3 separate regions of the Mus musculus genome follow, and regions 1 and 3 are each linked to region 2. The links are chromatin loops, found by intact Hi-C in ENCODE. Cell type or tissue: heart. All regions are shown on one strand.

Region 1 (8,000 bases), 160 kb before region 2:
GAAGGTCCTGAGTTCAAATCCCAGCAACCACATGGTGGCTCACAACCATCCTTAATGAGATCTGACTCCCTCTTCTGGAGTGTCTGAAGACAGCTACAGTGTACTTACATATAATAAAAATAAAATAAATTAAAAAAAAAGAAGATTTAAAAAAAAAATGGAAAGGAAAGCGAAAGAAAAAGAAAACAGGAAAAATAAGATGGCTTAGCAAGAAAAGGCACTTGCTGCCAAGTCAGAAAACCTGAATTGGATCCCACAAACCCACATGGTGGAAGGAGACTCCCACAAGTTATCCTCTGACTTCCACATTCATACCATGGTGTGTGTGCCCTCACCCAAAAATAAATCTAAAAAAGTTTTTTTTTTAAAAACAAGAAAAATGACCAGGCATTCATTGGTTGTACACACCTTTAATCCCAGCACTCAGGAGGCAGAGGCAGGCAGATTTCTGAGTTCGAGGCCAGCCTGGTCTACAAAGTGAGTTCCAGGACAGCCAGGGCTATAATAAATAAATTAAAAAAATAAAAGGTGGCCAGTACAAGACAAGCCATTCATTATTCCAAATGCCATTTTAATTAGTTTGACACCAAAGCATCTTAATACCTCCAATAGTGGCACTATTACCATCAAATATTAAAATCAGTTTCAGAAAAAAAATTTCGTGTGTGTGTAATGCCTCACATCTGTAACCCAAAACTCAATAGGCAGAGGCAGGAGGATCACTACAAATTAGAGGCCAGCCTGATCTATATAGGGAGTTTCAGACCAGCAATGGTTATATAAAGAGGTAGAGACAGTCTCAAAACAAGACTAAACCAATACAAAAGACTAATGCAGCCACCTCATTTTAAAGACATAATATAGAAATGACCAAACATAGCAGATTCATGGGAAATTGATATTTTTGCAATATAAAGTTTTCCAGTCCATGTTTCCCCACTCCTTGTCAACTTTTTAACATACATGAGTTTCCACACAGATGTTCCTCAGTTCCCCATACTCCTGGAGTATGGCTAATCATATTTTCTTGCCTCATCAGCTGGCTAGGAACTACATTCCAGTGCTCATGAGCTTCTCTGATTTTGTTTTCAAAGCTTTTGATGTTTTCTCTACCATTCTTGTGTCATCTAAGGGAAGCCCATCTCTCAATTGGAGCTTTCAAATGATTTTTCTAATCATGAATGGGTGTATCATATCCTTTAAATGAATTTTATGAAAGTCATCTTTTAAGGCCATTCTGTATTGTGAATGTAGTGAATATCCTTTATTTTCAAATTGTTTAGCAGTCCCGCGTTTCTGAAATAAACATATCCTTTCATATAAAAATACAAGGCAGTCTTTGCCAGCTCTTTCCAGACTGTGTTGTGATGACTCATGGTAGCAACCCACTAGAGCTTTGCATAGTTTTGATATTATGTGCTGGAATTTTGTGACAAATGCCTTCTCAAAGAGCTAGTGATCTGAATCAGAAAAATCTTAAAAATCATAAGGTTGCTTGTTGCGTAAGGGCAGGTATGTCTGTCTGTTCAATTTAAGATCAGATCCACAATTTTCCAGCCTTTTCTTATGGATATAGTTACAATTACTTTTTCTCACGCATTGATACACACACATAACAAAGCACACACACACATGTATAATCTCCATCATCTATATGATATGTCCTCCTTTATTCTCAATAGCAATTGTGTTTCTCTTCTTTACTTTTCTCCTTGATCAGTCTACCTAGAGGGTTATCCATTTTATGAATAGTTTCAAAGAGCCAGCATTAGGTTTATTGATCTTTGTATTATTTGTCCATATTCTATTGTTTATTATTGTGTATATATGATGTGTGGGGAGCGCACACATGCCTTGGAGCATGTGTGGAAGATAACTGTGTGGAGTCAGCTCCCTCCTTCCACCGTCACATGGGCTTCAGGGACTGAATTCAGGGCATCAGGCTTGTGCCATTGCCCCACTGAACCATCAGCCCCCATTTTCTATTTAGTTGCTTTCAGTTGGCAACTTCACTCCAGGTTTAATATGTTCTTATTCTAGCTTTTTATTTATTTTTTTTTTGAGATTATAATATAATTAATCCTTCTCCTCTTCCCTTTCCTCCTTTCAACTCCACCCTCCCATTGCTGCTCTCTTTCAAATTCATGTCCTTCTTTTCTTTAATTGTTGGTAATGTGCCCTGCAGTGGTGGCGCACGCCTTTAACCCCAGCACTTGGGAGGCAGAGGCAGGCGGATTTCTGAGTTGGAGGCCAGCCTGGTCTACAGAGTGAGTTCCAGGACAGCCAGGGCTACACAGAGGAAACCCTGTCTCGTGTGTGTGTGTGTGTGTGTATGTGTGTGTGTGTGTGTGTGTGTGTATGTGTGTAGTAGCTCAGTCTGTATAATGTTACTTATTTGTATGTATGCTTTCATGGCTGACCATTTGGTATTGAATAACCAACTGTCATGCTTTTCCTTGGGGAAGTGGGGAAGACTATTTCTCCTGTTCTCAGCATTTCTTAGTTACCTGTAGTTCTTTGTGTAGGGTTGAGGCCTTGCCCATCTGCTTTAGTTCCAGCTCCACAATTGGACTTGTGTGTATTTGTGTGTGGTATGTACTGAGTATTGGTGTGCATACCAAGTGGGCATGTGAAGAGACCAGAGGTTAAAATTAGAATTTCTTCACCAATCACTTCTTTACCTTGTTTATCCGATTTCATTGATTGATTAAAGAAAGTCTCTCACTATGTAGCCCTGGCTGGCCTAGAACATCACTATGTAAGCCAGGCTGACCTCAAACTCACAGAAGTCCTCCTGTCTCCACTGAGGCTAGAGACCTATGCCTCCTTGATTTTTGAGGCAGTGTCTCACACAAGCATGAGCTTGCTGCTTGGATGTTAGTGAGTCTTCTGGATTTGTCTCCACCCCTCATCCCTGAGGTTGCAAACTGGTTAAACCCAGCTTTGAAGGTTTTTACCTGGGTGCAAGGGATCTAAACTTAGGTCTGAGTTGGGCAACAAGCACTTTACCCACTGAGCTGTCTCCCCAACCCCACACTCCCATGTTTTTAAAGGCTATGTTTTCTAAGGAGAAAATTGTAAGAAGACACATTTCCCTCTGTTTCAGCTCATTAAAGAACTCCTTATAATAAATTTCACAGTTAGAGAAGTCTACAGTGACTTTTAGCTTTGGTCACTTTTAGTTTATATTCTTGTCTTCCCTTGCACCTTTTCAGGTTTTCTGTATCGCTGGTTTTCGGCAACTGGACCTGGCTGTGTCTTGGTGTGGCAATTCTCTCTGTGTTTTATGTTGTTATTCATTGTGCAGTTTAGATTGGTGGCTTTACGGGAGTTCCAAAATCAAATTTGGAAACTTTGTGTAATGTACAATCTATTGGTAAATTGTCACGGGGTTTGTGTGCTCACAGAGAAGCTTGTGCTGGAAGCGTCCCCCATGGCCCATTTCAGACCCAAGCGTGTTTATTTTATCTCAGTGTCCTCCAAAGCTGATTGTCTGAGCACAGGCTATCTGCTCTGTGACAGGAAGGGGAGAGAACAGCAAAACAGCCCAGGAGTAAAAACATCATGTCCTTGACAATAGCTACAAGGCAAAATGTTTCCTACAGAAGTTGTTGTTGTTTATGATAGAAAATTGCCTGCAGTGGGAAAGACAGGCCAGAAGCTCTGCCGTGGGAACCTCAGAATGGAGGGAAAGCACAGCTCAATTAGGAATGCTAAGCAACTGTCCCCGCTTCCCCAGTTGGTTTGTGATGGATGTTGTGAGCACCTGATTTGATGATGTTATCTCTATGTTGCTATTACTTCTTTCGCTTGGAAGCCTCACCCAAGGAGATACTCTACTCTGCCCAGGAATCTCTGTATCTGGAACTCTAGCTGACTGGTGCAGGTTTTGAGTACCTGGGTTGGCAATATTCTGTATCTATCAATGCATCTGTCTATCACTTGCTATTTATTCTTTTGCTTTGGCTTGCTGCTTACATAATAAACACACTCATTGAAAACCAGAAGTAGCCACCATAGATAATTTTTGAAACCTTACAGAATACTTTGGGTCATTTCTTTAAATATTTTTGTGTGCCCAGCTTTTCTCCCTTCTCAGGATTCTAAGTGTACATACACAAAACTTCTCAGTACTGTCACTGAAGGTATGCGTAGTGTTTTGTAACATACTTCCTCATTGCGCTTTATTTTAGATGCATTTTTGTTGCTTAAAATCTCTGATGTTGGTGACTGGGGAGGTGGTTCCATAAGTAATGTGCTTGCCATACAAGTATGAGCACCTGAGACTGATCCCCAGCAATCTTGTCAAAGGGAGGGGTGTGTGTCTGAACCCGAGTGCTGGGAAGGGGGAGACCAGAGCATCTCTGCAGCTTGTTGGCTAGCCACTGTAGTCAAATTGAGTAGTGTGCAGTGAGAGACATTGTCTCAAAAGCAGAAATGGATGCTATTGCCAAAATAACCAAAGGAGATTAATAGCAAGTTGGAGCCAGATATTTGCTCTTAATCGCATGCATAGAGACTGTAATTTCCATTTGGTTGTTTTTTGCACAGCATCTATTTCTGTTCCCATCGTGTTCAGAGTCTTTCACTATACTTTCCATGTTTGACTTCATTGAGAATACTTATAATGGCTGCTCTCTGCTTGATGAATTATGCCCTGTGGATGTGATAGCCATGGGAAATTTCTGGAACTCCCCGGATCCTCCTATCATCTTATTATATTAACCCATAGATTTTATTTCATAAGCCATTGCCCTGAACTACAGTGAGGGTGACATTCTGTCGATGTTCTATACTGTGTATTCAATGACATATCCAGGAACAAAACTCATTGTTTTCGAGTGCCATTTTGGTCTCCTAGTCTAAGTACTATCAAACCAAGTTTCATAGTACAATGAAAACAAAACACAAACGCATAATTGCTATCACATTTGGTCACATTATGGCTAAAACTAGAATTAGTCACAATGTCTGTTTCACCAAAGGTCACACTTGTTATATGTGTAACAGCTGCCCAGGTTGATGGTATAGAACAGAGCTTGTGTGTGGAGAGAGCTTACCTACAACTCATTAGTGTGTCAAAAGGTATCTAGAAGCTTTCTAAAGTTGTCTGCTAGTCTAAATAACTCTGAAAACTTTGCTGGTGAAGTAAAGATAAAGTGTTGTGCCAGAGACAAATTAATGATTGGCCAGCCCTTAGCTGCAAGTATGAGGAAGTCAGTCGTCTGGAATTGCACTTTATAAAACATATACTAGTAGATAAAGGATTGAGTTAAAACATCCAAAGATGATTATTTTCCCATCTTGGGTGCACAAATGATTGCTTTACCTGTTGGTAAAATTTAATGATACTTCAAAGACTCGTTTTACCTGTACGATAGCGCCATAACTTTTGACATATTTCTCAAGGAAGAAGTTATATTTCTCTATTCTTAATCATATGATTGTTGGAGTAAGTAGCACCTAAGTGTAAGAGTGAAGAAGAATTTGGCTGCCTCATCTGCATTCCTCACCTCTCATTTTGCAAATGCATAAAGACTCCACTGTGAAAACTGTTGCAAGGTGCCATGGAACATTTTAACAGACTCATTGCCAATGCACTGAGGGGATTGCATTAAACTACTATTAGCTATAAAGTTTAAAAGTACTTGTCACTTTGTCGGGTGGAATAAAGGCTTTCTCTCAGTGCATTGTCTATACTTTTGACAATTACCATCTTTGATTACCAGTCAGATGATAAATGTATATATATATATATATATATATATATATATATATATATATATAATTATATATATTGAAAATAGTTGAAATTATTTAAGGAACCATTTAACAGATCATAACATTAGATCTTCAAGACTCTTGGGATGCAGGGAAAAATTAGATGTTGCTAAAAAGTACTTAACCCTGTTCATTCACAATGATTATTCTAAATTAACCATAGATTTTAAGTTTATTTATAATTTGATTGTCTGCTTTTATTAAACAGAGTATAATGATGTTGTGATGGGTCCAGAGTCAAAGTAGTTCTGGGTTCAAAACTATGTTTCTGACACTCATTGGCTATGTGACTTTGGGCAAGCCGCATAATTCCTCCTAACTCAAGTTTCTTAACCTGTACAGTAGGATCAGCAGCACTGGGGCCCAGGAACTTTTCAAAAGTGTGTATATATTCTTGGGTCCAACTACCAAAATCAGAACTTTTGTGCCAGGCCACGCATGCTGGGCTTTTGTAAGGCCTGTCTCTTGATCAGATGTCAAGTTGAGTGTGTGGGGTGTATAGGTACATGCACATCTGTATCTGGGTGCATGTGTTATATGTGTGTTGAGGCCAGAGGATACTGCCAGAGGTCTGCCTCTATTATTCTCCACCAGTGGTCTCAGCCACCATCATGACTTCTATGCCCTCCCTGCTAATCTCTTAAGAAAGTGTATGCTGCCTGGGTTTTTTGTTTGTTTGTTTGCTTGCTTGCTTTTTGTCAACTAGACCCAAGCTAAAGTTACCTGGAAAGAGGGAACTACAATTGAGACAAATGCTTCCATCACAATGGCCTGTACATAGGTTTAGGAGGCATTTTCTTGATTAATGATTGATACAGAAGAACTTAGCTCACCAAGGGCAGTGCTACCTCTGGGCAGATGGTCCAGGATTATATAAGAAGCAGGCTAAGCAAGTTATAGGGAGTAAGCCAGTAAGCAGCACTCCTCCACGGCTTGTGTTTCAGTTCCTGCTTCCAGGTTCCAGTCCTGCCGTCCCCACAACGATGGACTGTGATGGAGACTTACAAGCAAATAAACCCTTTCCTCTCCCAAATTGGGTTCGGTCAACGTTTTATCACAGCAACAGAAACCTAACTAGAAAGAAAGCTAATTAGAGCAAGGTACTTCAGACCTATTTTTTCTTACCTCTGTTATTTCCTCTTTCCCTCTTCTTTTTTTTTTTTTTGAATAGTCACTTGCTGTTTTTTTTGGGGGGGGGGTGTTCGAGACAGGGTTTCTCTGTATAGCTCTGGCTGTCCTGAAACTCACTTTGTAGACCAGGCTGGCCTCGAACTCAGAAATCCGCTTGCCTCTGCCTCCCGAGTGCTGGGATTAAAGGCGTGCGGCACCACGCCTGGCCTGTTTGTTTGTTTGTTTTGTTTGTTTTGTTTTTCTTTTTTATTTCTTTTTATTTTTCTTCTTTTTTTTTTCTTTATGTTTGTTTTTTAAGACAAGGTTTCTCTGGGTAAGTGCCTTATCTGTCCTGGAACTGTCTTTGGAGACCAAGCTGGTCTCAAACTCACAGATACCCACCTGTCTCTGCCTCCTGTGTGCTGGGATTTTAGGTGTGTGCCACCACCACCCAGCTTGAATATTCACATATCCTTTCTCTGTGATTACTGCTCCTCCTTGTTCCCAGACTATGGCAACTGTGATGTTTATTCTTGGTGGTCAACTTGACTACATCTGGAATTAACTAAAACCCAAGTGGCTAGGCACACCTATGAGGGATGTTTTTTCTTAATTAATTAATCATTTGCATGGGAAGATCCACTTTTAATCCTTATCTTTTGAGGTGGGAAGATCCATCTTTGACCTGGGCCACACCTTCTGCTGACAGCATATATAACACATATGGAAGAAAGACGCCTTTTCTTTGTCTTTTTTGCTCTTGCTCTCACTAGCACATTCATTTCTTCACTTCCATTAGAGCCTACTTCTTTGGGGTTTTGGTGTATGCTGAAGACCAGCTGAGACTTCCAGCTTCTTGCACTGAGCAACTACTGGATTTTTGAACTTTCCATTGGTAACAGCCATTGTTGGACTAGCCTGTAATTTATATATCCCTGATTTTATGCTAACCATTATTCTACCTACTTCTATGAGATCAGTTGAGGCTTGAGCTGTAACTAAGTTTAGAATGGTTACTTAGCTCTAGGTTTGTTTCCTAACACACACACACACACACACACACACACACACACCCCAAACTGTAAAATCTGTGCATCTATTTCCTGGCT
Region 2 (8,000 bases):
GATGGCTTGGCCTACCACCCAGAGGCTCTGGGTCCCATTCCCAGAACCTCAAGCAAAATAAAAACCGAATTGCTGCAGAAGAACAACCTTTTTCTTGATGATCTATGATCTATTCAGAACTAAGCTGCGAGTATCCAACTCAAGCCGGGGGAGCATGGATCACTGTTTATGATAACAGCTGTGGCCTTGCTCTTTGGTTTTAGAATGGGGATGAACTCAAAGAATGGACATTCTGTTGCGTGGCAATTATTGGTACCAACCTGTGATTTACTTAACAGGAGTTGGTGGGAAGTTTTGGTTTCATTCCCCATTTTCCTCTCAATGCATATATTCATATAATCATGGAAATTGCATAATATAGTCTGAATTGCATAATTATGGAGAGTCAGCTATGTATGCTAAATCCGGTACTGTGGAGCCTTCATTTCAACTCTTTTCCTGGTCAGAGCACAAAGGACATTTTTCAGTTAATTTCCTTTGTCTGGGCTTCGTTTTCCATCTCTCTAGCATAAAGAGATCGATGTGTTTTCTATGAGATGCTGGGTTTTCATTTTAGACTCTAGGCAGTCTGATAGCCGCAGCCCAACATTGCGTGCCTAGCGGCTTAAGTTTCAGCTCATTGCAGACAGGTCTGGATTTCTGTGTCACTGAATGTGACTTCTACTCGATACTTGCTCACCTTGTGATGTGCCCCTAGCCCCACCCTGAAGAACTCTTCAGGTTTCTTTGTGGGTAGTAGCTTCCATGATAAAGCAATAGATTCTCTCCCCCCCCCCCGCACCCCCCAAAGGCTCTGCATTCCTTGCTGGAAGAACTGGAGAGCCAGGAGCCTCACACTGCAGGGTAAACAGAGCTGGAGCTGAGCCGAGCTGGTCACCTGGCAGTGCCTCCCATTGACGCAGAGAATTATTCCTCTGCTCAGTCATTTCAAATTGAACTGCATCTGCAGAGATGAACACAGTCCTTTAACCTCATTTGCTAGGGATATTTGTCTGCCCTGTCAATAGCCACCATTCTTTTAGAATAGTCCATGTCAATCTCCTTTGAGCCTAATACACAATAAGGAACACATCTCTCCCCCACCCCACCCCGCTCCACCCACCCCACTCCTTCCCTCCCCCCTCCCCACCCTCTCTCTCTGTCCCTCTGTCCCTCCCTCCCTCCTCTCTCTCCCTCTTCTCTCTCTTCCTCTCTTCCTACTCTCTCTCTCATAAATATACACCACACAAATACACACATAACACACACACACCACACAAACACACACACACATGATAGAGGAAAAAAACAGCTTAACAAAACCCTTTTTGTTCTATGATTCTTGTTTTTATCTTTTCTAACAGAAAAGAATTGACTAGATCTGAGGCTGGGGCTCAGTTCTTAGAGCACTTGCTGAGAATTCACAAGGCCCTGGGTTCCACCCACCCCAGCATGTGAACCTGATGTGGCAGGGCATGCTTCTAATTCCAGCATTCTGGAGGTAAAAGCAGGAGGATCAGGAATTTAAAGTTCAAGGTCAGTATGGTTTATAGAAAACCTGTCTTTTTTTTTTTTTTAAAAAAAAAAAGGAAGTAGAAGAAGAAAGAGAAAAAGAAATGACTGATACTCATTTAACACTGTTTTTCCCAACTGTAGACCAGGCTAGCCTGGCAATCACAGAGCTCCGCCTGCCTCTGCCACCCTTCCATCTGTATGCCCTCTTCGGAGACTGCCAAATGCAGATTGACTCTTTGGTTCTCAGTCATTTTGTCACAGTCCAAGCAGACGGCACACTCCGAATGGGTAATTTGAGAAGAATCAAATAGGAACTATTCATTAAATGTGGGCAAGGCCTAGGGAAACCACTAGAGACCTGGCTGGTGAGACTTTGGGCACACCGATGCCATCACTAGGCCCTGGAGAACCTGGAGCTAGAGAGCTGTAGAGATAGGTGCCAGATAGTAGCTATAGGTGTTGGCCGAGGTGTGGGGCCACCCTTAGAAGCCAGTGCCCTAAACAGAGGCAAGAATCACAACCCTCCATCCCTTTGTTGTCCTGCTGAGGATCCTGGGGGGTGGACACCCACCTAAGAATCAGAGGCCACAAAGAGTCTGTTGGCAGACTCCACAAAGCTGGGAAGCCAAGAGAACAGAGGCAACATTTTATGTAACTAGAATCCATAGCTGAACAGTCAACATTCTTTCCTTTCTTAAATAAATTTGGTTTTCCTTGGAGTTAATAATTGGCTCTTTTTCTTTTAAAGATTTATTTATTTACTATATATATATATATATATATATATATATATATATATATATATATATACAGTGTAGCTGTTTTCAGTCACACCAGAAGAGGGCATCAGATCTCGTCACAGATGGTTGTGAGCCACCATGTGGTTGCTGGGATTTGAACTCAGGACCTTTGGAAGAGCAGTCAGTGTTCTTAACCACTGAGCCATCTCTCCAGTCTGGCTCTTTTTCTTTTAAAAACGTTTTTTCAATTTCCGTTTCTTATATTTCAAATGTAGGTTGTTTCATTTTCACCAAAATTATCCATCCTTTTTCTCCTACTCCCCAAGGCAACCATTTTCTCCTCTGGTAATAGATTCTTCTTGTACTTTGCGCACATGAGGGTAGTGTTGCCCTGACCTGTACAGGGACATCTAAATGTACAAAAGAAAATTACTGTTCCCATAAACAGTGCCACACTGCCAGTCCTCGAGCCCCCAATCAAGTTGCATCATCATTTTGACTAAACCAACATGGAACCTTTACATCATTATAATTGTATAAATGTGCTTCACGGTGAGGCTATATAGTACCATTCTCTCTTCCTTTTCCTTAGTTCCCCCTCCCCGTCCCTCCCTCTCTTTCTTCCACTGCTGAGAATAGAAGCCAGGGCTTCATGCAGAAATAAGCCTATACTCACTCCTGAGCTACCTCTCAGCCCTTCTGTGCTCATCCGTTAGTCTTCAGCATCCAGCTTTCCTATCACTGGACCTGCCTGCAGGGCTTGCACCCTGGTGGGCTGTGAGTCTCATCCACTGTCACCCTGGGAGCTCCCATCACCACACTCCTCCTCTTAAGGATCTTTCTTCCTTGCTGGAGCAGCTCTGCTAGCTCTTGAGGACTCAGGGCATGGGAGGTCAAGTTTTTGAGATTGTTTATCTAAACATGTTGTTAATTAGTCCCGTTAATGGGTTCTTGTTACAGGTCCAGAAGTCTCTGTTGGAATTCATTTTTCTTGGCATTTTTAAAATACTGATTTTGTTTTGGATGATGCTCTATGTGTGAGGGAGGAGGTGTACACATGGAATTGGTATTCCGGGCAGATGTGACCCACTGGATGTGGGGGGTGGAAAGCACCCAACCACTGAGCCACCCATCTAGCCAGCATTTATTATAAGGCAAGAACTCTGCTAACTGAACTACATCTCCGGGCCTTCTTTTGTATGTTTTTAATTAATTAATTAATTAAAAATATTTTGAAAGAGGGTCTCATTGTAGAGCTCCAGCTCTCCTGGAACAAACATCTACCTGCTTCTGCCTCCTGAGGGCTGACATTAAAGGCTTGTGCCACCATGGTTGGGTACGGTTTCATATTTGAGAGATTTACTCAACCTTAGCTTTCAATCTGACCGTTGAGTTTTTCATGTATTCTAGTCAGTTCTTTTCTTTTCTTTTCTTTCCTTTCCTTTCCTTTTCTTTCCTTTCCTTTTCTTTCCTTTCCTTTTCTTTTCTTCTCTTTTCTTTTCAAATCTCCAGGGGACTTTTCCTATCCCTTAGGTGGTTTTGTTTTGGTTTGGTTTGGTTCTTGGTTTTTCAAGACAGGGTTTCTCTGTGTAGTGCTGGCTGTCCTGGAACTCACTCTGTGGACCAGGCTGGCCTCAAACTCAGAAATCCGCCTGCCTCTGCCTCCCAAGTGCTGGGATTAAAGGCGTTAGTCACCACCACCCGGCTCCCTTAGGTGTTTTTATGTGGTTGCAATATCATCTCCTATTTCTCAGAAAATATTAACTGTTGAAGTGGCTACATCTCTCAATGGATTCTTTTTCTTCCAAATGATTTTATAGTCAATGTTTTATGTTCTGTCTTGATGTAGTGGGTTTCCTGGGGTATATACTAGTTCCAGGTTATAAGATTAGAACCTAAGGACAGGATTAGAAGAGAGTCTGATGAGGGTTGTTTGGTATGACGTTTGCTGAAACCCAGTTTAGACCACTATTCTGGTGTCTAAAGCTGTCAGTGCCTGAGAAATGCAGCTTTCTGGCATGCTGATGACAGGTGATATCTTCCATTGAAGGTGACCGGACGATGAGGGCTGAGGGTCATTTCACCCTCAATTACTCCTCATTCTTGATGTAGAATCCCTCGTTCAGCAATGCTTAATATGCCCCAGTCAAGTGACAACACCCTTTAAACACATCCCCGCGCGCGCGCGCGCGCGCACACACACACACACACACACACACACACACAGGCGCACACACAGATTGTTCGGCATGCGGCAGGGGTCGGGGGAGCCGTTACATCTCTGAGGCTGGGAATCTATGGCTCCTGACACACACACTGTCAATAATTACTGTTTTGTCTTCTGGCTCTAATCCACCCTTTTCTGTCTGGCTTTGTGCTGGCTGGGCGGAGTCTGCTAGCCGCATTGATTTTGCTGGCTGGTCCTTGCTAGACTTCACCCGTAGAGGGCAGTAGAGGGAAGCAGCGGCTAGCAAAGGAAGAGGGACCAGCTTCCCACTCCAGCCTGCCGCAGCCCAGCCTGGCTTAAACGCTCCAGCAGCTGCGTTTCCCTGCAGCAAGGCAGGTCTGCAGTGCTTGAGCTACCTTATCACACCCTCATCCCAGGGACACTTGAACCTGTGCGTGCAGCAACGCCCTGCTTTGGGGGCGTGGGGGTGGGTCCTACGTTCCAGTCCTTTGGGACCCTTCTCTGACATACTTATTTTTTTTGTTGTTTGCTTTTTAATAATTCCACTCTCTTCTTTGTTTCCCCAGCCTTGAGGATTATCACTGCCTCCTGTGGTTACTGTCTCCATGATACCTTCTTTCTCAGAGTTCTCTTTGTGTGCTTTCAATGCCTACCGAACAACTTCCTAATTAGTCAACTCGTTGATGCAATACATTAGTCAGTACATTAAATCCCTTCTGTTCAGCCTAGGGGTGTCGCTCAGCAGCACCTGCTGAGTATGTGCTATTGCGGTCCTGGTTCTCTGTGCAGCAGCGTCCTGTTTACACTGCTTCTATCTCCAAACCGGATTCACACTGACCCAACTGTTTTCAATATGGCTTCTTATTTTCCAGCTTCACCTACACCCCAGTTTCATAAGCTAGAGTTGGGCCCCCCATCCAAATCCAGAGTCTTTCTGAAGCTTAACAAAAGGTCAGTTTGCTTCTTGGATTCAGCCCCTGCGGTCCATTTCCCTATGTGTTTTGCATCTTCACCCCCAAAGTTCTGCTGCTGTTACTCTCCCAATCTATTTGGCCCTTTGGGTTTTGCTTTTTTTAAAAAAAAAAATTAGTTTACTGTCAGCATAATGAAGTCTGATGGAGAGGACCTAGTGTTACCATTATTATTTTCTTTTTATTAAAAGCATACAGGCATGACGGTAATTCTCTAATTCCAGCACAAAGGAGCCAGGGGCGGCGGGATTACTGCAAGTTTTTAGGACAGTCTGCTACATAGTGAGTTCAAGGCTATCTAACCACTACCACATAGTGAGACCATGTCTCAAAAGTAAATAGAAATAAAATAGGGGACGGGAGACGATTTACCAGGCAAGAGTATGCTGCTCTTGGCTCTCAGTACCTATGTCCAGCTCAGTCACCTGCCCCCCACGTGTGTACACATGCTCAGCATGTACACACAAATAAAAACAAACCTTGAAAATTATAAAAAGGGGGCTGGTGAGATGGTTCAGTGGGTAAGAGCACCCGACTGCTCTTCCGAAGGTCCGAAGTTCAAATCCCAGCAACCACATGGTGGCTCACAACCACCCGTAATGAGATCTGACGCCCTCTTCTGGTGCGTCTGAAGACAGCTACAGTGTACTAACATATAATAAATAAATAAATAAAATAAATAAATAAATAAATCTTTAAAAATAAAAAGAAAATTATAAAAATACATCTGAGAAAGCCAAGTGTGGTGCATACCTGTAACCCCAAGGCTTGCAAGGCACAATCAGCAAGATCTTGAGTTTGAGGACCGCCTGAGCTACTCAGCAAGACCCTGTCTGAAACAAAGAAATGAAGAAATAAGCGGCCAGAGTAGGCAGCTTTCATTTTTAAAAGGAATAACAGGGCTAGGAGTGGTGGCGCATGCCTTGAATCCCAGCACGTGGGAGGTAGAGGCAGGTGGAGCTTTCTAGATCCAAGGCCAGCCTGGCCTACTCAGCAAGATCCAGGACAACCAGAGCTATATAGAAAGACCCTGACTCAATAAACAAACAAATCAGTAACTTACTAAAAGGAATGACATCAAACCTGGAAAATATTTCCTGACAAGTCAGGACAGTGGGCTGCTCCAGGCCAAGGGAACAGAACAGAGACCAGGAGGAAGTACACAGGGAATTTCTACTGGATTTCTCAGTCATATATGAGTATACATATAGTCTGTACATGAATTATTTTACAACATTTGTTGTGTGTGTGCTATGTGTCTCTCTGTGTGTTGTGTATGTGTGTGTGTTGTGGGTGTATGTGTGTATGTGGCAGTCGGAGGACTCCATCCTGTTAGAGGCAGAATCTGTTGGTTTTTGCTTTGCTTCGTATGTCAGGCTAGCGGGCCATGGGCTTCCAGGAGTCTCCTGTCTCCCTCTCCCATCTCCCAGTTGGGTTGCTGGGATAACAGCCATGCACCTGGCTTGCCATTAACTCTAGGTATTGTATTAGGTCTTCACATTTTCCTGATGGCGAGCACATTACCCACTGAGCCATCTCACCAAGCCCAAACTTTCATTTTGGAAAAGGTTAAGCTCACTGTACAACCATACCAGTTATTCAGCTGCAGAGGGTAGGAATTGGGTTTTAATCAAACAGGACTTTGTTTTAGACTGGTTTAGAACTTGTTATGTAGCCCAGGCTGGCCTTGAACTTGCCATCTTCCTGCCTCTGTTTTCTAAGTACTGGGATTTCAGGTGCGTGCCACCATGCCTGACTACAGTTTGTTTTTGTATCCCTTGCACTCCAGTGTGTTACATATATGTTGTGTATGTACATATGTATGTGAGTAGCCATGACAATTCCCACTCATGGAGGCTGGAGGAGGACAACAGGTCTCCCACTCCATCACTCTCTACCATATTCCCTTGGAGACGGGGGTCTCTCACTGAATCTGGAGCTAGTCTAGCTGCTAATATACCTTATCAGCCCTCCTGTCTCTCCTTTCCACCATAGTGCTGGGGTTTCAGGCATGTGCAGTCATGCCCAGCTATTTATACGGGTGCTGGCAATTTGAACTCGCGTCTTCATGTTTTCACAGAAACTGCTCTTATCCACTAAGATATTTTCCCAGCTCATAGGGGTTTGTTTTTCTTACATGATTTTTTTTAACGGGTTCAAGGGAAGGCAGGCCAGGGTGACACACAATCTCTTTGGTATCCTGGGCACTTAAGGATCCTCCCAGCTATTATGAATTCATGTTCAGCTTTGAGCTTTAATGTGGCCGCTTTACTTCTGAGTATAACCTGCCTATTCCAACAGAATAGAAAGGGCCAGGAACAAGGTGGCTGAGGGGGCCCCCAGTGGGAAGTTCTCCTCAATGATGGTAACAGCAACTTTTCTTTCTCAGAGCCTTGTCACAGGTCTCACCCAAGTGAAGAGGTCTGGAAAAGGGACAGTGTGACCTGAGCAGGTCACCTTAGGAACCAGGCTTAGGGAAGAGACTCTTAGGAGAGTTACCACTGCACGTCTCAGGCCCAAGGGAGAAGCAGGGAGAGCTCTGCTTCTCTCCAAGATTGTGAAATGACAAAGTGGGCATTAGGTGGGCCATTGAAACTGTGTGCTGCT
Region 3 (8,000 bases), 330 kb before region 2:
GTAGCCCCATTTGTCCTTGAATACCTTTTCATCTTTACAGTCAAGATGTTCTTAGGAATGCCTTATCAACAGCCCTGCCTTGGCCTGCCTGGGGGCTTGCTCTGCTTTGTTCTCAGTCCCAGACGGGGCAGTGGGCTCTTAAACAACTCACAAGTTACAATATTTTATCTTCCTACAGACTCAGGTCCACTGGAAGAACAGGATGCCCTCTTAAACAGTGAGCCCCCTCTCCAATACCAATTCTGTGAGAAACATTCAAAGATGGACATTGCCAGCAAGGATTCTGGAGAGGCCTGAGAATCCTTGCAGGTTTCACCTTTTCAGTATTTTGATGTTGGTGTTAAGAGCTAACTGACTTGGGCTAGAGAGATGGCTTAGCCGTTAAAGGCTAGGTTCACAAATAAAAAGATAAGAGATAGCTGAGGCAAAAACCAGTATGAAATTAAATTAAATTTCCCCCATTGTTTTATCAGGCAAAAGGATCATATATTACCTCTATTTAAACTTTCTTTCCTCTGCAGGGAATGGTGGTTCATGGTTTTAATTCTCAGAAGGCAGAGGCTGGAGGATGTCTGTGAGTTCAAGGTGACTAAACGGTGAGACCCTGTCTCAAACACACACACACACAACACACACACACACACACACACACACACACACACACACACACACACACAAAACCTTCTTTTGGTGTGTTTCAAAAAAATTGTCACAATTTATTTTTTCTATTTTATTAGATATTTTCTTTATTTACATATCAAATGCTATCCCAAAAGTTCCCTATACCCTCCCCCCGCCCTGCTCCCCTACCCACCCACTCCTACTTCTTGGCCCTGGCATTCCCCTGTACTGGGGCATATAAAGTTTGCAATACCAAGGGGTTTCTTTTCCCAATGATGACCGACTAGGCCATCTTCTGCTACATATGCAGCTAGAGACACGAGCTCTGGGGTACCGGTTAGTTCATATTGTTGTTCCACCTATAGGGTTGCAGACCCCTTCAGCTCCTTGGGTACTTTTTCTAGCTCCTCCATTGGGGGCCCTGTGATCCATCCTATAGATGACTGTGAGCATCCACTTATGTGTTTTCTAGGCCCCGGCATAGCCTCACAAGAGACAGCTATAGCAGGATCCTTTCAGCAAAATCTTGCTGGCATATGCAATAGTGTCTGGGTTTGGTGGCTGACTATGAGATGGATCCCTGGGTGGGGTAGTCTCTCGATAGTCCATCCTTTTGTCTTAGCTCCAAACTTTGTCTCTGCAACTCCTTCCATGGATATTTTATTCTGTATTCTAGGGAGGAATGAAGTATCCACGCCTTGGTCTTCCTTCTTGATTTTCTTGATTGATAATTCTGCCATGTTCGTTTCCTGGAAGTCAGGGTCAGCTTGTGTAAAGTTGTTAAACAACATCCTAAATGTGAAATGTCAACCCTCATCCTAAGCTACTTCCCCCTTTTCAAAGCATTGAATGAAGACTTCATTGGGTTTTATAGTGGCTTTCTGATTTTGGTAGTCTATACAAGAAGGGAGTTTGAAAGTTCTTGTATATCGTTAATTGTCTGCCCATGTCCTGCCTGAAATACCATGATTGTTTATGAAAAGTATCTTTAATAAAGCTGGTTACAGTTAGAAAAAAAAATACATTGTCTCTTTTGACAACTTATAGAAATACCTGAAAAATCCCCAAGTGTGGTAGTGTGTGTGTGTGTGTGTGTGTGTGTGTGTGTGTGTGTGTGTGTGTGTGTGATCTCAGCACTCAGGAGGTTGAAGCAGGACAGTCACTAGCCCCAGGCCAACCTGGGCTAAGCAGCAAGATCTTTCAAGAAAAAAAATGATGTTGGAAAGATGGCTCTGCAGTAAAGGCGCTTGCTACTAAGTCTGCCGATCTCAGCTCAGTCTCCAGGCCCCAGATGCTAAAAGGGGAGAATCAACTCTCAAAAGCTGTCCCCTGTGGCACTCATAAAGGGAATCTGTTTGTTTGCTTTTGGTTTTTCCAGACAGGGTTTCTCTGTGTAGCCCTGGCTGTCCTGGAACTAACTCTCTAGACCAGGCTGTCCTTGAACTCAGAAATCTACCTGCCTCTGCCTCCTGAGTGCTGGGCCTAAAGACATGTGGCAATAAATGTAATTTTTGAAAAGAGAGAGGGTAAAACTGTTCCTCCAAATGAAAGGAAATGAGAATTAAAAAGAAAGAACAAAAGTTAAGTGTAAGCACACTGATGGGGCAGAAGGCTTGCCACAAGTTCAAGGTCAGCCAGGACTACAAGCAGGGTGGGGGGAGAACGAATTTCATCACAAAGTCAGCTGCTATTTTATCTATTGCATTGTTGAGTTCTGCCGTGTAAGACCTCTCCAAGGTAAAGAGCAAGCACACACACCTCTCTACTTACCCTAGACAGAGAACCCGTGACAGACCAATGTACTGATTGCACCAAAGTCCAGCTTGATGAACTACTGAAAATCATAGTTTTACTGGGGTTTTTAACAAGTGTATGGCAAGGGGTTACTTACAGGAGCAGGGGTGACTACAAAGCAGATGCATTCCATAAGAACCCATCCAAACACCAGTGACAAATCCTGAACCCTGAAGTCCTCTGCTTAACTGGACAGATGGACAATTGGACAGGTCTGAGAGATCTCCTTTTGGCAGCTGGTCAGTTTCCTCCCCCAGTGATTGTTGGCTGCTTCTAGCCGAAGAAAGAGAGCCTTTTAGAACCTTACATGGTTCAGGATTCAGCATGTGACGTCAGCATTTCAACTCTGTCTCCTAGGCCTCTAGGAGGGAATGTTTCCCAACCCTTTCTGATAGTTTAAGTTTTGTTTGTTTAATGTTTATGCGTATGAGTGTTTTGCGGGCATGTATGTCACCTTGTGTGTAGCTGACACCATTGGATTCCCTAAAACTGGAGTTAAAGGTGCCACATGGACCCCGAGAATCAAACCTGGATCCTCTGCAAGAGCAGGTAGTGTTCTTGCCTGCTGCACCCTTGATGAACCATCCTGCCTCCATCGTATTTATGGCTAAAACTGTTTCTCAAGGATTGGGCTATGCCCCACTTGTAACCTTTCCTTCAAATGGTTCTATACTGCTTGTTCCAGGAAACAGCAACTGTGCCTTTGTTCCAAAAAGTTATGACCATGTGACAACCCTATTTTTTTGTTTCAAAAGGTTATTATGACCACCTTGCAACCATGTCCTTGTTTCAAAAGTTGTTAAGACCAATTTCTTTTTTTTTTTTTAAGATTTATTTATTTATTTATTTATTTATTTATTTATTTATTTATTATATGTAAGTTACACTGTAGCTGTCTTCAGACATTCCAGAAGAGGGAGTCAGATCTCGTTATGGATGGTTGTGAGCCACCATGTGGTTGCTGGGATTTGAACTCTGGACCTTTGGAAGAGCAGTCGGGTGCTCTTACCCACTGAGCCATCTCACCAGCCCAAGACCAATTTCTTATGCTCTGCTCTGCTTCTGTAACCCTGCCTGTTTGCCTGTCGTATCCCCCATTTGGAAAGCCCCTACCCCTAAGCTATAAAAACATTATCTCCCTCACATCCAAGGCTGACTCCTTGAATTCCACCTTAGAGGAGGCAACCCATGTATACACATGAATTAAAAAAAAAAAAAAAGAGCTTGCAGGTTTGCAGTGGACTATGGTGGCCCCCACCTTTAATACTAGCACCCCGGTGGCAGAGACAGACAGCTCTCTGAGTTCGAGGCCAGCCTGGTCTACAGAGTGAGTTCAAAGACAGTCAGGACTGTTACAGAGAAAAACTCTTGTGTGAGTGGAGGCGGGGGTAGGGCAGGGGGTAAGCTTGCTTTAATTAATTTGACCATGATGATTTGGGCTGGTGCTCTCTATTCAAATCCTTGATGTCAACACCATTCCCACAGCCCTCTTTTCTTTGAATCTTTTGAGATGAGGTCTCACTGTGGCTGGGTGATTTGCCTCCATGTCTGTGTGCCACCTGCATGCAGATCTTGAGGAGGTCAGAAGAGGGCAGTGGATCCCCTGGAACTGGAGTTACAGATAATTGGGAGCCCACCATATGGGGACCAGGAATTGAACCCATGTCCTTTGGAGGAGCCATTAGTACTGTAAAGCACTGAGGCATCTCTCTCAGTCTCATAACTAATAGCTGGGATAACTTTTCACAGACCCTCTTTTGGCTCTGAATACTTGAAACACTGTTTCTCTTCCACCACCTACTTTCCAACTGCTGTGGCTCAGGGTGGCGTTACCAGGTGGGCAGGCAGATTATTCCTGGAAAGCATTCCTGTCCTAAGATGGCCAGTAATTCCTATATATGGAAATATAATGGTCCATTAAAGTCATTCCAACTGTATCGCCAACTCGAGTTCTCAGGATCCAGAAGTCCCTTAGCCTGTGGGAATGGGACAAAGGGAGAGTCATAGTGGGGGAGATAGCAGAGTTCTGTTTTTAAACTGGGATAGTTCAGGCTGGCATAGAACTCACAGGGAATCCCCTGTCTGTGCCCCTGTAGTGGCAGGATTACAGATATACACCAGCCACCACTTAACCAATTAAGCTCATATCATCCCCTTTCTCCAATTTTACACACATGTATGGTATGACAGTTACGTTCATTTTGGGGGATTCCAGCAAACAAGGAGCCCGATGCTTGAGCCTTAGTTCCGGCTTCGTGCTCTGGATATGTAAAAGGGTTAGGTGCTTTTTGAGTTCTGATTAACAAAGGGCAAAAAAATCGGGGGTTGGGGGACGCAGCAGAATCTAAGATGTCGTGGGTACAAAGCACTTGGATCTGCGCAACCGCCACAGTTCCCTTCCCCCACTTCCCAAGCCATTGAGCAGACGTCTCCAACCCCTCGTGGTTCATGCCACCCTGCGGCCACTAGAGGGCAGCAGAGCCTAACGTCAAGCGAGGTCTGGCACAAGAGCTGGTTTTCCAAGGGGATTTCCGAACCACACTCCCTTAGACTTCCGGTGACACCACCCATCTTTGGCAACAAAAAGTGTGCCGGCTTGGCCAGGCAGAGAGCCGCGGAGTCCTGACAGATGCTGTTCTGTTAAAGATCAGGTTGCTGGAACAGTGTGGCTTCCTCGCCACCCCTATGGACAAAGGTCCACGTGGCTGTGGGGCCAGGCCCTTAAAGGAAGTAGCACAGAGCTGGCAGGTGTCACAGCCTCTGTGTATCCATAACTAATCCTCGTCACCACTGAACCCACACAGAAACATTGTGAGACCAGAGACTCCTATGGAGATCAGGAAGAGACCCTTGCCCCAGGCCTTTGGTAGGGACTCTTAACAGAAGTAAGACCCCAGGGCGAACAAGTTGCTGTTGGCTGGGACAGGGGAGCTGCGTGAGTAGATGATGTGGGGTCAGGGCTGGAGGCATCTTACTTGTGACCAGGTGGGACCACGCCCCAGGGTGGGCACACCATCCCAGACTGCAGGTCCGATACTTCTGCCAACAGCTGGTTTCTGTGGCCGGTACTGGTTGTGGCCCAGCCTGCCTTCAGCGCCTCAGGGCCAGCAGCTTTATGATCACCAGCTGCCAAATGCCACGGGCATACCATTTAAAAGCCAGCCCCCCCCCCCCATCGCGGCCTACTCTTTCACCCTGTCTCTCTGTCTCTTGTTGTCTGGGCTAGCCCATCTCTTCCCACCCAAATAAATTCCTTTCGGGAGATCTATTGTATGATGGTATGATGGTGTAATCTTTGGGACACACTTTAGTAACCCCAACCCGCCAAGGGATTCTGCTGGTTAACCCTTACTCTGGTGATACGGGATCTAATGGGGACTCTTCGGCCATGCACTCTGCAACTGAGACACAGCCCCAGCTCTCTGAGCTGGATTATTTTGTTGTTGTTGTTGTTACTGTTTTTATTTTTATTTGTGTATGTGGGCACATAAGTACTATGTCCTAAGAGGCCACAGTCATTGTTACCCCTAGATCTAGAGTTATGCTAGTCTCCCCTCACCAAAATGTGCATTTTAAAGGTGGTTACAGGACAGTTCCAGAGATGGCTTGGTGACCTGTTAAGAGCACTGGCTGCTCTTCCAGAGAACCCGGGTTCCATTCCCAGCCCCCACATAACTACTCAAAACCGGCTGTAACTCTAGTCTTAGGGGATCCCATGTCCTCTTCTAACTCCAAGGCCATAGACACAAATGAAACATTCTTACCAAAGAAAAAAGTCATCTAAAAACAAACAAACAAACCCAAAGACTCCTGGGGTGGCAATCCTGTAATCTGTTGTTTGTGGTGCTGTTTGGTTGTGTTTTTCTCTTTTACAGGGTAGGAATGTGGGCCCTTCCCCCAGCCTTGAGTTGGCTAAACAAGTCGCCACCGCTGGAGCCAGGCGTCCTGCCCAAGCGGAAAGAGACTGCCCGCCCGCTGAGCTGCTGAGAGCTTCCTTTGCAACTCAAACCCAGCTGAAACAAAGGGGCTCCGTTTTGTGGTTTTGCCTATAGAAATGCAGAGCTGAAAAATTACAATTTGAGCCATGGTCAGAGAAACTTTGTCTTGGTTTGTTATTTCTCTCCTCCCACTTCTCTCCCATCCTAATTCCATTCCCAGCCCTCCTTCCAGGAATGCCTGGTTCTCCAAGGCCACTGGACGTGTAATCCAGACCTTTCAGGAGCAAACAGTCTCCCACAGCCCAGCTAGAGTCATTTCTTTCTTTCTTTCTTTCTTTCTTTCTTTCTTTCTTTCTTTCTTTAATTTATTTATTTATTTATTTATTTATTTATTTATTTATTTATTTATTAGGTTTTGAGTTTTGTTCTTTGTTCTGTATTGTTGTTGTCTGGTTTTGTTTTGGAGACAGGGAATCAAGTAGCCCAAGATGGCCTTGAACTCATTCCAGTCCTCTTCCCTCCACATCTCAAATTCTGAAATTACACACGTATCACACCACTCTCTCTTTCTCTTTCATCTCTCCTTCTCTCTGTGTCTCTCTGTCTGTGTGTGTCTCTCTCTCCGTGTGTGTGTGTGTGTGTGTGTGTGTGTGTCTGTGCCACAACAATCAATAAAGTTGGTCTGTTTTCTTGTAGGAGCATACATAAACTAATCCACCCCCAGGTATGTTTGTTACCGAATTTCCAGTTGCTTACCCAGAGACACTGCAGGCCTGGTGGCAGGGGGCAGGTCTGAAAGGCTGCCCTTTTGTAAAAGAAATCTTCAAGTATCTGAATCCATAATGAAAATAGCAAAGGGAGAGGGGGTCTGACCTCTGGTACTGACACAAAGGAGCACAGGTGGTACTTTTCTGAAGACCCCATGGGCATCCCAAGGCAACCCTGGCCTTCACTTGCCCTGGAAACCAAACCCCTAGCCCTGCCTGCCAGGCCTTCACTTTCTCTCTCTAACTCTGGATAGTAGTCCAAGAAGAAATACAGCTGCTTTTATTCCTTTTTATTGTTATTTATCTATTTTGTTTTGTTTGAAACAGAATCTCATTTGCCCAAGCCAGCTTGGAAGTATGGAGCCCAGACTGGCCATGGCCTAATTCTTCATGGGTCGGACTACAGGCCTGTGCTACCCAGTCGGTTTTCTCACTCTAGCTCCCCCTCCCTCCTTCTGTCCCCTGCATCTCTTGAGACACCCCCCTCCCTTCTCTCTTTCCACTGCTTAGGGTGGAACTCAGGCTCTTGAACCCCCTACGAAAGCCCCCTACCACTGAGCTGTATAGTCTTCAGCCCTGGGAAGATATCAATTTTAGTGATCAGTTATCTCTTTGAGATTTCATTGATTGAATTTTTTAAAAAAGATTTATTTATTTATTATATGTAAGTACACTGTAGCTGTCTTCAGACACTCCAGAAGAGGGCGTCAGATCTTGATTGAATTTTTTTAAAAAAAATAGTTTACTTATTTTTATTTTATATGCATTGGTATTTTACCTGCATGCACGTCTGTGTGAGTGTCAGATCTCGGAGTTATAGTCGTGAGCTGTCATGTACGGACTGGGAATTGAACCAGGGACCTCTGGAACAGCATTCAGT

Evidence for each region. Peaks named below come from ENCODE experiments on the same cell type or tissue, not always from the same donor. Only the 100,000 strongest peaks of a DNase experiment are listed, where the experiment ranks them.
Region 1: it touches region 2 in a loop (2.3-fold over the local background); 5 of 42 quality-filtered maps call a loop at or near these places.
Region 3: it touches region 2 in a loop (4-fold over the local background); 4 of 42 quality-filtered maps call a loop at or near these places.

What each region holds. Positions count from the first base shown.
Region 1 is chrX:13,030,715-13,038,714 of GRCm38, reverse strand. No RefSeq gene overlaps it. Among named protein-coding and RNA genes, the nearest start is that of 5730405O15Rik, 7.3 kb to the left of the region's middle. In heart, no CTCF peak of the experiment used is centred here; no DNase peak of the experiment used is centred here; H3K27me3 peaks cover 361 bases.
Region 2 is chrX:12,870,555-12,878,554 of GRCm38, reverse strand. No RefSeq gene overlaps it. Among named protein-coding and RNA genes, the nearest start is that of AA414768, 62 kb to the left of the region's middle. In heart, a CTCF peak has its summit at 4,669 (motif pointing right); a DNase peak (open chromatin) is centred at 4,674; H3K4me3 peaks cover 1,020 bases; H3K27ac peaks cover 616 bases.
Region 3 is chrX:13,205,099-13,213,098 of GRCm38, reverse strand. No RefSeq gene overlaps it. Among named protein-coding and RNA genes, the nearest start is that of 2010308F09Rik, 39 kb to the left of the region's middle. In heart, a CTCF peak has its summit at 4,889 (motif pointing right); a DNase peak (open chromatin) is centred at 5,018; H3K4me3 peaks cover 997 bases; H3K27ac peaks cover 1,192 bases; H3K27me3 peaks cover 1,707 bases.